Linked DNA regions of Homo sapiens: regions 1 and 3 are each linked to region 2. Evidence: chromatin contacts called from ENCODE Hi-C or POLR2A ChIA-PET data. All regions are on one chromosome and are shown on one strand. The core of a region is the stretch at or near the end of the contact, and the rest is flanking DNA. Distances in the headings are between cores, read along the strand shown. Region 1 holds the start of ICOS (inducible T cell costimulator). Region 2 holds the start of NBEAL1 (neurobeachin like 1). Region 3 has its middle 64 kb from the start of CTLA4.

The links. A loop is a pair of places that touch in the nucleus more often than their neighbours do. ChIA-PET counts read pairs that join two places held with the same protein, here RNA polymerase II (POLR2A). Pooled maps may share reads with other maps.
Region 1: a loop to region 2 is called in a map of CD4-positive, alpha-beta T cell, with 3 times the contacts of the local background. The contact joins the promoter of ICOS here to the promoter of NBEAL1 in region 2. A Hi-C loop is called at or near these places in 1 of 168 maps with a recorded cell type or tissue (CD4-positive, alpha-beta T cell) and 5 of 50 pooled maps. POLR2A ChIA-PET finds 5 or more read pairs at or near these places in 1 of 52 experiments (activated T-cell).
Region 3: a pooled map shows a loop between it and region 2 (3-fold over the local background). The contact joins the enhancer-like site here to the promoter of NBEAL1 in region 2. A Hi-C loop is called at or near these places in 13 of 50 pooled maps. POLR2A ChIA-PET finds 5 or more read pairs at or near these places in 3 of 52 experiments (T-cell, activated CD8-positive, alpha-beta T cell and activated T-cell).

What each region holds. Positions count from the first base shown.
Region 1 is chr2:203,935,269-203,938,671 of GRCh38, reverse strand. It overlaps ICOS (inducible T cell costimulator), which reads right to left and starts at 1,909. Exons shown (of 5, transcript NM_012092.4): 1 at 1,800-1,909. The coding sequence starts at 1,857. LOC101927840 (a long non-coding RNA gene) reads left to right here. Exons shown (of 4, transcript XR_427213.4): 2 at 1,284-1,355; 3 at 2,471-2,564.
Region 2 is chr2:203,013,051-203,016,316 of GRCh38, reverse strand. It overlaps NBEAL1 (neurobeachin like 1), which reads right to left and starts at 1,442. Exons shown (of 56, transcript NM_001378026.1): 1 at 1,335-1,442; 2 at 1-161. RefSeq lists a silencer at 1,341-1,570 and an enhancer at 1,209-1,762.
Region 3 is chr2:203,802,266-203,805,578 of GRCh38, reverse strand. No RefSeq gene overlaps it. Among named protein-coding and RNA genes, the nearest start is that of CTLA4, 64 kb to the left of the region's middle. Within about 2 kb of position 1,283, at least 6 of the 41 ENCODE cell types and tissues checked have a DNase peak (open chromatin) inside an H3K27ac peak, as active enhancers do.

The DNA.
Region 1 (3,403 bases), core at 660-3,159, 920 kb before region 2:
TGAGCATAATACCACAACCAGAACTGCCCAAATTGGTTTGGCCTAGTTGAATGATTTTTATCAATACAAACAAACCCTTCCACGAATGGTACCAACGTTCTTGGAAGAATATCCAAAATCTGGAACATAGACTATATGGTCTGAATGGTCTGGCCTCTACTTTCCTTTCCAGCCTCACCTTGGACCAACTTGGACCAGTTGGTCATCTTGGACCAAGCTCAGCCTCTTCCCTCTTTGTGCTCAGGCACATCTGTCTGCTTTCTTCTAGTTCCCTAACCTTACCTCATTCCTTCCTGCCACAGGCTCTTTGCACTTGTTCCTTCCATGGTATGGAACGTTCTTCCCTACCTTCATACCGTTCTCCCCATTGATTGCTACCTTGTCCTTGAAATCTCCGCTCAAGTGCCACTTGCACAGGAAAGACTTCAATGAACCCTGCTCCTCAGCTACACCTCCACACCCACCCAGTCTAGTCAAGCTCCTTGTTACATTCCCTCATATAATTGAGTTTTGCCTGTAATTATCATTAATCAATGGGATTATTTGATTAATATATCTCTCTCTACCATGCAGTTACCTTCCAAAGAACAGGGGTTGACCTGGTTTTGCTCATCCTTGTACATACACCATCTGGCACAGTACCTGCTACCAGGCAGGTGCTCAATGCTACATGAGTAAATGGATGAATGAAGAATGAATATAAATTCCAAAGCTGCTCATGTCATTCATGCCGCTAAAGGACTTCATGAGATTCTAGAAAAGGCATAAACCAGCAAGTAGCCCAAAACTGTCCTTGTGCTCATTCTACATTCCTCAATCCTCTTAACTGCACTTAACTCACTTTGAGCCAGCACAAGATGAAACATTTGATCAATTTGATTTCATTTTTTTTTCATTTTTTGTAAGAACAGTAAGGTCTATTTTTTTGCCACTGAAAAAATGTATCCCTAGATAGGATCATACCTACTAAAAGTTCTGCCTTCACTTTTAGTTTATTTGATTATTTAAGTTATTTAATATTACTTAACTTTCCTTTTTTCAACCTCAAGAATAGGGCTCAGTGTGAAAGAGAAAACAAAAGTAGTACAAATTATATACAGTAAAAAGCAGCAGAAACACGTGTATTAACTTACATTGTATGTAGCATTATTTAAATTGTCCATATAGAGTCTGCTATATGCCATTCAAGAGAAGGAATCAGGGACTCCAGAATGATCTTTTTTGTAAGGTCTACAGGGGCTAGGAAGTATTTTTACATTATCCTTTCCTCCTTGGCTTTTTAGGGTGAACTCTGATACTTAGTGTCAATAAAAACTCTATGGTGCCCTGGACATTTCAGATAACAGATCATCCAGGTAAGATTAAAATCAAAATCCTTCTTTTCAAAGACTTCCCATTTTATTTTCTACCACAGAAAGAATTCCCAGTCCAAATGCCAGAGCTATTTAATTTTCATTCTGTTGACACAAGTCATTTTGCCTTTCATCTTTCTCTAAGAACAGTAAGCCACTCTGCTAGTTTATCCACTGACAGGTAACTCCAAGCAGGTAATTTAAAAATTTAATGGTCTGATGAAACATGTTTTTCATCTCAAGACACAGTATCAAAGGCAGCAATGCAAACTCAATGCCATCCACAGTGACATGAGTGACATGGTGCCCTTGGCCATATCCTGAAACTATTCCTACTTTCAAAAACCAAAACCACTGTCTTTTGGGTGCGTAATTTTTCTACCTTTGCTTTTTCTTAATGTTTACTTGAATTATAACTTAATAAGAAATATTCAATACACCACTTACCTGTTAAAACTTTAATGCGCAAGCAGAAGAGAAAGAAATACCAGAGGCCTGACTTCATGTTTGCCAGAAACAGTTAACAGTCCTCGCGTTCAGTGTTCAAAGCTGACAGTGAATTCAGGCTCTCGGTTGTTTTCTATTTGCTGGAAAGGAAGTGGGTTTTCTGGGAGTTTATGTAGTGTCACGCTTACCATCAAATCAAGGGGGTGTTTCTTCTTTGATGCCAATGGCTATATGAAAGGCATTATTGCTTATGACATGAGTTAAACAATGCATGGATTATTGATGATTTTGAAGACAGAGGAAAACATTACCCTTATTCTGGTTCCTATAAAACAAGTTAAAGAGATTATGCCTGTATTTTTCAGAACCACCCTACTTCTCTGAATCAATAGTTATGGGGGTTAACAGGACCTAAAAATACTCACATGATGAATAAAACATATATTTTGACACATTTCTATCTTATGCTAGGTGCTCCAGAGATAAGAAAGCCTTTGAAATAGGACAAGAAACAAACAAAATTATTATAGAAATTGAAGTGAAAAGATCTGAAAGAAGAGCATCATAGGAATCTGAGAAATGATATTTATGTGGCATTCATTGTAGATTGCAATGTTTCAAATGATGGGGTCAGTTTTAAACTAACTTAAACCCTGCTCCTCATATTACAGCAGAGTCTGTAGGAACCAGGGATTCCTCACCTACGGCTCAGTGAGACCAAGAATGTTTAAAAGCCTGCCGTGGTCTCCCCATCCCTGCAGGGAGGTAAAGTAGACAATAACAACAATAACAATAATAATTACATAGATAATTATATGTATATGTACTTAAATGTTTTATATGAAATAATATATCTTAATGCAAAATGTAAAAAATTAAATGTAATATATTTTATATATAAAATATACCTATTTTTATATATGAATATAGCTAATATTACATTTATATTATGTTTTATATGCATGTAAATGGTTACTGTTTGTATATATATTTACATTATAACTATAGTTTATACATACATTAACTCATTTAATCTTCTTAATCATCCCAATGGTGACCACTAATCTCCCATTTTACAGATGAGGAAAACTGAGGCACAGACAGGTAACGAACCTGGCCCAAGTCATATAGTAAGTGTCAGTGCTATGATTTAGAGAGTCTGGCTCCAGAGTCCTCACTCTTAACCGAAGCAGGTAGAACCACCAATACCAAGGCCTGCTGATCCCTCCATCCAGAAGTCTGAACGCGCTTCCAAGATGCTAGATCCAGGCTGGACTTCCCTTAGCCTGCAGAAATGACATTTAGATGAGAAGCTGAAATCAGCTGGCCAGGGAAACCAAGGTGTGAGTCCAAAAGGTCCAGGCTCTGAAACAGATTCCAGGTTTGGGGCTTTAGGCCAGCCACTAGGAATGCCAGACCACAGCCAAGGGGTCTGCAAGGTAAGGAGGAGGCTGATCCTGCAGGGATCCCCCTAGCTGCTGAAGCTTCCCCTAGCTACCTTCTGTAGGGCTCCTGGGTCTCAGCAGTGGGTGTGAAGGAAGCTGTTTGAGGGACTGAGCTAGCCTGAGAAGTAGAGCCTGGGCTGCCAGGACCCCTGGGACCTT
Region 2 (3,266 bases), core at 193-2,692:
TTTATTTTCCAAGTTTTTCAGCCGTTCAGTAAAGCTCATAGCAGTAAAGAAAGCAAAAAGAAGTGAAACAAATGGACTGTCCTCTGGTTAAAAACAAAAAGGCAATTTCAGCAGTCACTCCAATATATCTTCATCAGTGGTAGTTGGGCAATTAAATAAATCTGTGAAAGAGAAAAACATCCACAGGTTAGAAAAAGAGGCCATACTAAAAAATCTAGACTTATCAAAAACTAAAGATGTATCTTCTTCACTTCCCACAAACAACCCGCTATACTTTCACATGGACTGATTAGATTTCATAGAAACTTGTGTTTCAGGAAAACATCACAGCTAACACAGTATGTCCACCATAGAATCCTCTAGGGCAGACAGACTCCTAGAGATGGGTACATGTTCATAACCAAGAATGCGTCCAGTGAGAATAAGGAGCAAGACTCCCTTCCCACTCATACCTTTTGTACAGATACAAGGAAAAGGCCCACATCTCAGACATTTCAAATACATCAAAGCTCTTAGAATGTTCTTGTTCTGGTCTCCTCTTCAAAGTTGTTGGGGCCAGGCGCGGTGGCTCACGCCTGTAATCCCAGCACTTTGGGAGGCCCAAGTGCGTGAATCACCTGAGGTCAGGAGTTCGAGACCAGCCTGGCCAACACAGTGAACCCCTGTCTCTACTAAAGAAATACAAAAAATTAGCCGGGCGTGGTGGCGGGCACCTGTAATCCCAGCTACTCAGGAGGCTGAGGCAGGAGAATTGCTTGAACCCGGGAGGCAGAGGCTGCAGTGAGCCCAGATCACGCCACTGCACTCCAGTCTGGGCGACAGAGCAAGACTCCGTCTGGGGTGGGGTGGGGGTGGAGTAGTTGGGACTGTTTGCTGTGTTGCAGGGCAGGGCGTGGGGGCGGGGGAGGAATTCCCAGTTCGTTTGTTCTAACAATCCTCGGAGAGTGGAAGTCCACCCGCCCACCTGGCCTCTCCACCTTTCCATCCAAGAGAAGTGGGCACGCACACACCGGCGAGGAACTTCCCAAAGAAGCATCCAAGTGTTTGGGGGAATCTTTTAATTTCCTCCTCACATCCCAAGACAACCCAAACAGAGGCAAACTTAAGGTGTGCCGAGCTGCCAAGAGAAGCTCTAGAACTGAGGAATGCGGACTCGGCGTCTCCCGACCGCGATCCCAGCCTGCACTACAGTATCGGAACACTCCCTGACAGCCTAGCCCACTCAAAGCCGCCCCTCACTCTGCAGCCCCTCCACCACCAAGCACCGGGGCCCTCCCATTTCTTGCCATGCCGCCCCCTCTTCCCAACGGCCCGCTCCCCATCACCGGGCTCACATTGTGTGCCGCGCGGCAGCCGCCGCCCGGCAGCCGTCTAACTGCTTCCCTCGACCCCTTCCCAAGGCGAAGCCCCGTGTCACCCCGCAGCCAGGCAGACGAGCGGGCGGGACATGGGGGCGGGGCGAGAGGCCGGGAGGAGCAGGGGGCGGGGCTGCCCCCTGGGCTAATCATTTCGGCCGCTGAGGATTTACCCAGCCGTTGGGCGGCAGCTGTTCAATGGTCGCGTAGGCTGGGGATGGGCGGGGTGACCTGAAGCCCCGCCCCAGCATACCTGCGCAGCCGCAGTCGACAGGCTCTGGCTGCCCATCCCTTGGCGGGCGCCGGCCGCGGCACTGAAACGAGCCTTCCCTCAGCTGGACATGGAGGAGGGCTGACGTGCTGACGTCTACGCCCGCCCCGCTTTTCGCTGATGGCGTCATTTCCGTGAGTCATCTGAGGGCGTGAGACCCTACGGTGTTAAAGGGGATTTTGTTTCACTTATTTGTAGAACCGGGATTGGTTCTGGGAATTTAGAGTAATGTAAAAAGACAAAACACACACAGACACCCCCCAAAAACTCCTCTTTTCCTTTTGTGCCTGCTTTCGTCGTCACCGAGTGTCATATCCAAAGGGCTTATTTTACCACCACTAAAGACTTCGAAAGGGTTTTTCTTTTTCAGAAAAGAAGCAAAAGGCTTTACTAACTATAGACAACTTTCAGAGAGATTTGGTTTTTGTATAAGGAAAGAAAAACGCGTAAGATAACTCACCTTTGTTAAACATTTCCACAACTTTTTATTGTGAAAGATTTCAAGTATATTCTAAAGTAAACTAGTATAACGAAACCCTGTATACCGTCACCCAACTTCAAAAATGATCAACTAATGTCCCATCTTGTTTCATTTGTAACAAGGATCCACAAATTGCCTGTGAAGAGCCAGAGACGAGGCGCAGTGGCTATCGCCTGTAATTCCAGAATTTTGGGAGGTCTAGGCGGGCGAATCCCTTGAACCCAGGAGATCAGCCTGGGCAACAGAATGAGACCCTGTCTCTGCAAAAGAAATTTTAATTAGCTTGGCGTGGTGGTGCACGCCTGTAGTTCCAGCTACTTAGAAGCTAAGGTGGGAGAATCGCTTGAACCTGGGAGTGAAGGTTGCAGTGAGCTCCGATGGCGCCACTGTACTCCAGCCTGGGCGACAGAGCGAGACACTGTCTCAAAAAATAAAAATAAAATAAAAAGAGCCAGACAATAAATGTTATAGGCTTTGCAGTCCATTCTGGTTGCAACTTGCTTAACGAAAATCAAAAGAACAATATTTTGAGATGTGAAAATTAGACGAAATTCAAATTCAAGTTTCAGTGTCCTAAAATTTTAGTGGAACACAACCATGCCCATTCCTTTAGTATTGCCTATAGCTGCTTTCACTCTACCATGGCAGAATTGAGAGTAGTTGCTTGCAAATTACACCTTCAATTTTTTATCCTGAAATTACATTTTACATTCAGCATTTCTCCTTGGTTGTCCATTAGGCATGTGAAATTTATATGTCAAAATTTTGGGGGGAAAATATGCTTTTCCTTTGGGATACCCTATTTTAGTACTTAGCAACTCTATTCTTGTACTTGCTCAGTACAAGAACCTAGGAAGTGTGCTTGCTGTCTTCCTCATGTACTTCACTTCCAATCTAATCTTTTCAGCTATATCTCCAAAATATACCTAACCATCTCTCCACACTTTCTTCCTTAAATGGATGGTGGTATAGTAGTAGTAACCACTATCTTTATTTCTTTTCCCTTTTTTTTTTTTAAATTAGAGGCAGGGGCTTCGTATGTCGCCCAGGCTGGTCTCGAACTCCTTGGCTCAAGGGAGCCTCCTGCCTCGGCCTTCTGAAGTGCTGGGACTCCAGGCGTCAGCCATTGCACCTAGCCGTGGCTACTGTCTTTAAAATG
Region 3 (3,313 bases), core at 34-2,533, 790 kb before region 2:
AAATGTGAAGACAGAAAAAATTTTTAAATTAATTTTTTTAGATGTAAATTTGTCTAAAGATATAAACTCACAGATTTGAAGCTCAACCAACACCAAGCTTAGGAAACAAGAAGAAAATTTCATGAAGGCATAATGTTATCAAATTGCTTAAAATAAAGAGAAAATCTTCAAAGCAACCAGAGGAAAAAACCATAAAGTTGTGTTGTCTCCCCCAGATTGTGAAATGTTCAATTCCACACACCCTGGCCTTGGGAAACCACGGGAGGTAGAGCTTGGGACCTGTGGACCTAGAGAACATGGCTTTGCTTTCCAAGTAGAGTTCGGAATGCAAACAATATTTAATATGAACTATAAATATTTTTTCTCATTTATTAATGTTTCCCTTTAGCAGGGCAGGAACTAGCATGAGTTGATGTATCAGGTACAAATTTTAAGGAGCACTAAAAAATTAATCAAATAACATTTTCGTGTAATATTTTAAAGAATTAAAATGAATGCAAGAAAATCATTATCAAAATATCACATTTTTAATGAAGACAGGATCTGACCCTGTGCTTGCATGACTCACTTCCTTCTCCTTGGTCCAAGTCCTACTCTTTAGAAAGAGACCTGACATATCTTTAGGGCAATTTCTTCTTATCTCCCCCACGCACTGCCCATAGTAACTCCAGTCCTCCACCCACTCATCACTGATTTCATTTTGGTGCCAAGACAAGAAACCTTAAGGCCATCTCCTTCTTTCTTTTTTTTTCTTTTTTGAGATGGGGTATCACTATGTTGCCCAGTCTGGTTTCAAACTCCTGGGTTCAAGTGATCCTCCTGCCTCAGCTTCCCAATGTGCTGAGATTACAGGGATGAGTTGCCACACCTGGTCTTTCTTATTAGTTCGTATTTTCTTCATGTTTCTCCCTTCTAGAGTCACAAGAGAATTATCCTCTTCAAGTACAAATTATATTCCTAAAATGTTTGCCTCTGTACTAGAAAGGGTTATCAAGGAATTGGAGTCTTTTAACAGCGGGTTTCTAATCAAATGGATAAAGAGCAAACAAAAATAAACGCCAAGCTTTACTTACTAGCAAAAAGTGGAGTTTTTTAATTCATTGACAGATTTTGTGTGTGTGTTTTAATAGGGCTATTGTGTTGCTATGGTTGCAAGCTTGCATTGGTACTTTCACTAGGAGACGATGTGGTCTGAACATTCCTCCCACTTTTCACATCTGCCCACGTGTTCCACACAGGGATTTGGTAACCTGGCTTCTAGCCCTAGCCTCCTCTGCCACCCCAGGGAGTGCAAATTTTTCAGCCCTTTCTCAGAAAATCTGAATTCCTCTGAGATGTGGTAAAGTTAAACCCTGGCTCCTGCTCAGAATGCAGATTGTCAAACCACAGAATGTTGATCAGCTTCCTGTGTGAGCCTCGATAAATTTTTACCTCTTTGGCATGATATTTATACATGAGATCGCTATGAGATAATTAATTTAATAATGACCTCTTCAAAATGAATTTAGAAATTAATCACTAGAGAAGATATAGAGCTTAAAAATTCTGGGTGTTTTTCTTAAAGCAATCGTTACGAAACATTTTGCAAACTAAGAATGACCTCTTAATGATTCTTCTAAGTTCTAGATATTCATATATCTTTTCTCTTGTCTCTTTTCCTCTCCCTGCTCCTTTTTCTCATCTTTTCTTCTCGTCTCCTTACCAATTTTTCTTACAACACTTACACCCATCGTCCAAGCTTGCCTCTCTGAAATTTGATTCTCAAATCTGATCACAGATGTCTCCTAAGAAGTAAAGAGGCAGTGGGGACAATGGTCCCAAGTATTGTGTCTTCTGGGGACCTGCCCAGTGGTGGCAACTGAAACTGGTTGTCCTCAAGCTTGGGAAGAACTTCTAACCAAGACCTTGGTTCAGGCCCTTATCATTTTTTAGTGGCCTCTGTTCCTGCATCCCTTTTCTAGCTTTTCTCCATACTCCAAACTGAGTGATCCTTCTAAACTGCAATTCCACCTGCATGGCTTGAAATCCTCTAGCGGTTCCCCAATGTCAATTAGATGAGGTCCAAGCTCCATAAAATAGCATTTGAGGCCTTTAGTGATCTGGATCTTCCTCCCACCCTGACCTTGTCTCTCAGGGTTCATGCTCCTCCCTATCCCTAATCTCCCCTTCCCCTGCCTCCCATACACACACACAGACACACAGACACACACACACACACACACACAGCCACACCAAACACACTCCTTACCCAGCCACACTAAACTCTGTATCTCCCAGTCCCCGCAATGCACCATGTTTTCTTATGCCACCATATAAGGTTTTCTCAGCCTAGACTCCCCATTCTATAAAATTATGATATAGTTTCAAGACTAATCTTTTATCTTTGAAGAGTGTTCATAGCACTCTGTCTCATTCCTTTCATTGTCTCTGTTTTTTGTAGCCAAATATATTTATAACTGTTCTGACTATGAATTAGAATTCTCTGCAATGTAATTTCATGGTATTAGGTGCCAGCAGGAAACTGAACACTAAAGTCAGTGATCCACATGTCTGAAAATGTTTGAATGCTTAACACTATGTAGCTCTGGTTTAAAAAGAAATGAGTCATTTGTGGGTCCTTGGGTTGCCACTCTCTGAAATCTCCAAGTACTTTCAAACACGCACATTCTCACATTCACTGGCCTTCCTCGGCTCCCACGTGGCATCACTCACATTCTGATGCTCTGCACAAGATGCTTTTTATATGCAAAAGCAGCAGAAATTCGGGTTGCCTGAGCCATTGGCAAGTGTATAGTGGTTTGAATGCTCCCTGACACAAGTCCACCACTCTCCTGAGCACTCCTGAGTGGTGACCACAGGGCTGTTCTAATCCAACTATGTGAGAAGAGCTGTGGTGGAATGGACAGAGCATGAGACTGCAGGTGACGAGACCTGAATGCAAATTCCCACTCTATACCTCTGCTTCTATCATGTGGCCTCAAGCAAGTCATTTCCCCTCTGTGTGTCTCAATTATCTCATCTAAGACCAGTGAGTTGGGCAATATCAATATTTTTCAACTGGAACCATAGACTGCCTGCATCAGAATCACCAGGGCTGCTTTTTGGCAGTGTCGACACCTCAGCCCCTCTCCTGACCTAGTGAATCACATTCTTTAGCCGAGGAATGAGAAGAGAGTTTAGAGAATAGGAGAGATCCAGAGTCAACATTTCTAATAGCTTCTAAAGTAACTCTTGTGGTTACCAAAATCTGGGACCCACTGAAATAGATGATCTCTTAAGCCAGGCTGTCTACCAGGCTCTTGCCACACAGTGC